Linked DNA regions of Homo sapiens: region 1 is linked to region 2. Evidence: chromatin contacts called from ENCODE Hi-C data. All regions are on one chromosome and are shown on one strand. The core of a region is the stretch at or near the end of the contact, and the rest is flanking DNA. Distances in the headings are between cores, read along the strand shown. Region 1 has its middle 110 kb from the start of EDEM3. Region 2 overlaps C1orf21 (chromosome 1 open reading frame 21).

What was found. A loop is a pair of places that touch in the nucleus more often than their neighbours do. Pooled maps may share reads with other maps.
Region 1: a map with no recorded cell type shows a loop between it and region 2 (5-fold over the local background). The contact joins two enhancer-like sites. A Hi-C loop is called at or near these places in 7 of 37 single-sample maps with no recorded cell type and 3 of 50 pooled maps.

The regions. Positions count from the first base shown.
Region 1 is chr1:184,648,498-184,651,197 of GRCh38, forward strand. No RefSeq gene overlaps it. Among named protein-coding and RNA genes, the nearest start is that of EDEM3, 110 kb to the right of the region's middle. RefSeq lists an enhancer at 950-1,279. Within about 2 kb of position 1,251, at least 3 of the 41 ENCODE cell types and tissues checked have a DNase peak (open chromatin) inside an H3K27ac peak, as active enhancers do.
Region 2 is chr1:184,490,360-184,493,059 of GRCh38, forward strand. The region is part of intron 2 of C1orf21 (chromosome 1 open reading frame 21); the gene reads left to right. Among named protein-coding and RNA genes, the nearest start is that of C1orf21, 100 kb to the left of the region's middle. Within about 2 kb of position 1,397, at least 22 of the 41 ENCODE cell types and tissues checked have a DNase peak (open chromatin) inside an H3K27ac peak, as active enhancers do.

The DNA of each region.
Region 1 (2,700 bases), core at 1-2,500, 160 kb after region 2:
GGTGAACAACACAAAATCTAGTTTATCCCTGATTCTCACAACAGTTGCATTCCTGGAAAAACTTCACGCATTTAAAAATATGCAACTAATACTCCATGGTCATGAGTCAAATGGAGTTTGATTTTAGGCTCAGATTATTCTGAACATGTTCTCCACTCAAGAATGCACAGTGGGCTGGGTGCGGTGGCTCATGCCTGTAATCTCAGCACTTTGGGAGGCTGAGGTGGGCAGATTGCCTGAGGTCAAGAGTTCGGAGTTAGAGACCCATCTGGCCAACATGGTGAAACCCCATCTCTACTAAAAGTACAAAAAAAAAATTAGCCAGACATGGTGTGCAGCTATAATCCCAGCTACAGCTACTTGGGAGGCTGAGGCGGGGGAATTGCTTGAACCAGGGAGGTGGAGGTTGCAGTGAGCCGAGATCATGCCTCCACACTCCAGCCTGGGCGACAGAGCAAGACTCTGTCTAAAAAAAAAAAGAATGCACAGTTGGCACCCAGCCATTATGCAGGACAGGAGCAGTTCTTCATTGGGAGCGTCACCCAGAGCATTGCAGGCTGTCTAGCATTTCTGCCTTTTCCCGTTAAATGGCGAGACCATCCCAACTCAACCATTAAGACAACAAAATTCACCCCCACAGATGCTTTCCCAATGAGAATCACTGCACCAAACCAAGAAGACACACAGAGAGGTGAATGGGGATATTGGGTAGGACTCCAAGATTTTCCTCAGACCTCAAAGATAATGAGACATCACCTCAACATGATTTCCTGTGACTATCCAGACTTGTTAGGCTTTTTCTTCAGCAAAGGAGTCAGGAATGAACAGAAAAGACTCTAGTAGACTCCAAGGTGAGTGTCCCGTTGGCTTTTCCCTCTCTGGACCCTGGGAGAAGAGGAGGAGGTAGATGACTGCTCGGCAGACAAGCTCTTCCTCCCCACCCCACTCAAACCCAACAAGACAAACTTCACTTCTTGATTTCTGTTTTTAAAAAGGAAGAACAAATAAAGCAAGAGGCTGAAACTGAATGAAATTCAGTTCTCCTGTCCCTCACATCTCCTGTCTATTAATAGCCTCTTTGAATGAGTCACATTGAGACATTTATTGGCTGTCTCTGAGAGTGCTTTTACCCAAAATAGTTCCCAAGCCATGTTTCTATGCTGCTGTGATGCTGGGACAGCCAACACAGGCGCCGTTTCTCAAAGAAGAAACATGCATGTAAATCAGGTTTCACCTGGGCGGGCTGGGCCGGGGCCCAGAGTCAAAATACCAATCGGCCCCTCACAAACTTAAAATACTGAGGGCATGAATGCTTCATCCTCCGGACTCTCCCCCAGAGACCAGCCTCCTGGCGTCTCCTTGAAGAAGCACCTCATTGTCTCCACAGACCTTGGTGTTGTCTCAACTCTTACATGGTTTCTTTAATGGCTTTTTGGGGGAATGCTGTTGTGCTTCCACATGTGTGTACTGAGGGGACAGGGACAGAGAGAAAACAAGTGAGATGTTATTTCTCCCAGGACCCTAGAGCCAGGGTCTGCTCCTCCTTGTCCCTCAGAGCCTAATCCCCTCAGGGCAGGTGCCTCACTTTCCTCATTTCATGCCACCCCAGCCCCTCATTTCCTCCTCTGTCCCAAGCCATTTTTAACTGTCTGACTGGGAAGGATCTGACCTGACAGGACAATTAAATATTAATACTGTGATTGAAGAGTCTGTGTGTAAATCAATTAAAAATAGGACATGTGGGGCTCAGATATTTTTAACCTATTTTTTCTTTCTGTCTGGAAAACTCTTGCTGCATAGCTCAGACCCGGGTGCCTTGGGGCTGGGATGGATTCTGGAAGGTGGGGAGGGCAGGCTGGGAAGCTGGTCACCACCGTCCTCAGATGGGTGCTGTGTGTAGGGGCTGATGTGGCCTTTCTCCTACCACGCAGAAAGAAGGGGGTTCCATGCACCAGTCCCCTCCTCCTCCATCAAAACCTCCCAGGACTAGCTGTCACTCTCTTTGGGCTCCCCTCCTGTGCCAGTTTACATCACGTTTGTAATTATTTGATTTTTTATTGCACTGTATTCTAGAATGTGAGGGAACACATTCTAGAGGGCAGGAACCATCCTCTCCATCTTTCCATACAGGTCCCCGCCCAGCTGGAATGTGCTGGGCACTTAATAAATGTTTGTGCAATGAACCAACAGCAAGACAATGACATCTGCCACTTGTTACAACTTCCTTATTTGAAATGGCAAACCTGTTTAATGACAATCCTTCTGCCCCTTCCAAGTCAACTCAAGGTAGCATGTGGGTGAAAACAGTTTACATGGAGAAAGTATAATGTTTATAAATAAACATTTATTCCATCATCTCTTTCTGTAAAAGAAGCAGAGTGGGCAGCTGCTCCCAGACCCCGAGATAAATTGATTACCCACCATCAGCAGGCACAGATTTTGGCTCTGAGCTTCCTGGAAGCCCAGGCCAAAAGGAAGACATTGTAGGCAACATGGTTTTCATTTACTCAGCCAAAAGATCACAAGTCAGTCTGCAGAGACAAAGTTTTTCCAAAACTCTCTAACTCAAGAGTGATTTGGTATGTGAATCCTTACACTGAAATCCTAAAGCAATTAGCCGGATATGGTGGTGGGCGCCTGTAGTCCCAGATACTCAGGAGGCTGAGGCAGAAGAATCACTTGAACCTGGGAGGTGGAGGT
Region 2 (2,700 bases), core at 147-2,646:
AGTGGGGGAAGACTTGTAAAGAGGATGATTAAAGCCTCAGCTGAGTCTTAAAATATGAATACCAGCCAAAGGAACTAAGTGAGACAGAGCAGGAGGTTTAGGCTGAGAGTCAGTGAGAACAAAGGCTTAGAGGTACACCACACATACAATATAGCAGGGGAGACTGGGAAACTTTAACCAACTGGTGGAGACATAACTTTAGAGAATCTCACATTAACGGCAGGAGTCTTAAATATTTGAAAATTTTACTCTGGATTTTTTTTCAAGACACTTAAAAGCTCACATAGACAATGTAAGAATCATGTTAGGGATTGGCAGTTAGGTGAAGATTTAGAAAACAGAAAATTTGATGCTAATTCCTTAAGCTGTCTAAGTGTTCAGCCTCACCTCAGGTTAGATGATTATGAACCCTGAGTAATAATGCCAGAACATGGCCTTATGTAGATGAGACCGTTTACCAGGAAGGGTTAGTAATGATTATCTCTGGGTGGTGCTGATTACTAGTTAGTTTTTGTACTTCTTTTATATTTTCCAAATATTCTACATCCCTTTTTCTAAAGAAGTTTTGTGAAAAAAAAAAAGCATTTTATAACTATGTAGGTGGTGACATTGAGAAAGAACTTGTGGAGCAAGGTATAGTGGCTAATCATATTAATTTGGGAACCAAACTGATAGGTTCCTCATTTGTAAAATTGGAACCTACCTCATAAGATGCTATGAGGATTAAATGAATTAATAAGTAATAAAACACTTAAAATAATGCCTGGCACACAAAAAGTGCTGTATAAATAATCAGTGAACTTTATTTAGAAAGTTCTCTGGATTATTCTCTCATAAACAGCACATTTTCATCTTTATGACAGTAAAGTTTAGCATAGTGCTTTTTTTAATAAGAAGAATAAAAACTTCATTCAGAAAAAGCAAAACTTTTTCCTTAAAGTTCATTTACCTGCAGATATCATTAGTGTGTGTAGTACTTTCCTTCTTTCTTTTTTTTTTTTTTGAAACAGGTTCTGTCTCACTCTGGTTGCCCAGGCTGGAGTGCAATGGCACGATCCCAGCTCATTGCAGCCTCAACCTCCCAAGCTCAGGTGATTCTCCCACCTTAGCCTCCTAAATAGCTGGGACTACAGGTGCAAGCCCCCCATGCCCAGCTAATTTTTTGTATTTTTAGTAGAAACAGATTTTCACCATATTGCCCAGGCTGTTCTCGAACTCCTGAGCTCAAGCAATCTGCCCACCTTGGCCTCCCAAAGTGCTGGGATTACAGGCATGAGCCACTGTGCCCGGCCCTTTTCCTTTGTTTTTAGCAGTAACCGTTATGGTTACTTATAGCAAAGTTCTGGGCCACAGGCTATGAATCATCAATGACAGTGACCTTCGGGGCTTTGCTAGCTCACATGACACTGGTTAAGTGGTTTGGTTTCATTTTGCCTGTTTTCAGCCCTGCACCCAAGAGGTTGCTTAAGCTATGAGAACAAAAGTAAAGATAGGAAATAACTATGATATAATTCCATATCTCAAGTTTATTTTTAGCTAACGGGCCTTGTCTTGCTCTTCATTCTGAGGCGTAAAGTCTCTTAGGAAGAGAAGGAATCAGAAGCATGATGCAGAGTTTGACAATGACTAATTTGAAACGGAGCCATCTTCATTCTTTGTAACTTTAATCTCAATTTCTCAGTTTTTCTCAAATTTTCTACTGTAAGCAAACCTTCACAGAAATAACTCCTCTTAGAGATCACAGTGAGCTATGTGCTGTGTAAGGTTTTATTAGAACAAGCACATAAACAAAAACAAGTGGCTGTAAAGCCCAGTGAGCCCAGTTTATAGAGAAGCCATTGACTTGCCTGCAGAACCTGGTTACATTTGGATTCTGCCACAGAGTAACCATGCTACAGGGTGACCTCTGTGGGCTCTGGTTTCTGCGTCTTGGGAGTGAGTGGGTGGAACTGTGTGATTGCTATGGGAGTGTTGAGTGCTAATGTTCAAAGGTTCTATTTACCTGCTCCCCACACTATGGACAATTCACTCAACTGTGTGGTGTCAGTTTCTTTCCTGCAGTGGAGCCATTGGCAAGATTATATATGATTATTGCTTTGTTGATTGCTCTCAGAAAAAAATGGTGGTGGTGGTAGTGTTCAGCTATTAAAAGCTTTATGGTCCAGAGTTGACCAAATTGTTAATTGCATTGTGATATTTACTTTTTCAATGAAAAATTAGAAAGAAGTATCACCAATATCTTCTGTAGCTTCAGAACATTACCATGAGCCTGAAGGTGAGAAAGCTTGAAGTGTGTGGAGTTGTATCTCTGCTTCCACCTTGGCTGGCTGGTTTGTAAATTTATCTTTCATCCACTGATGCTTAAATTGGTGCTGTGCAGCTGCTGCTAGTCAGTGAAGGATTCCATTTGTTGGCTTTCTGTTTAAAGGTTTGTGGTAGAAGTCAGGGTAGGGTAGATTGGTCCTGTTGTTTGAAAAGGATAATGAAATATCTAATAGAAGACAGTTATAAACAAAATCTAGGCCAAAAGGAGAACATTTAATTTCCCAGGTTGCTGATTTTCTCAAGAGCTACTGTACTATGATCTGATCACTCTGAGAGTGTGGTTTTGTTTATTAACTTATATAGCTGTACTCTGTTGGTCCAGCCAGACTATAATAGGGCAAGAAGAAGTAAAAATTTACAGAAAGTCAGATTCTA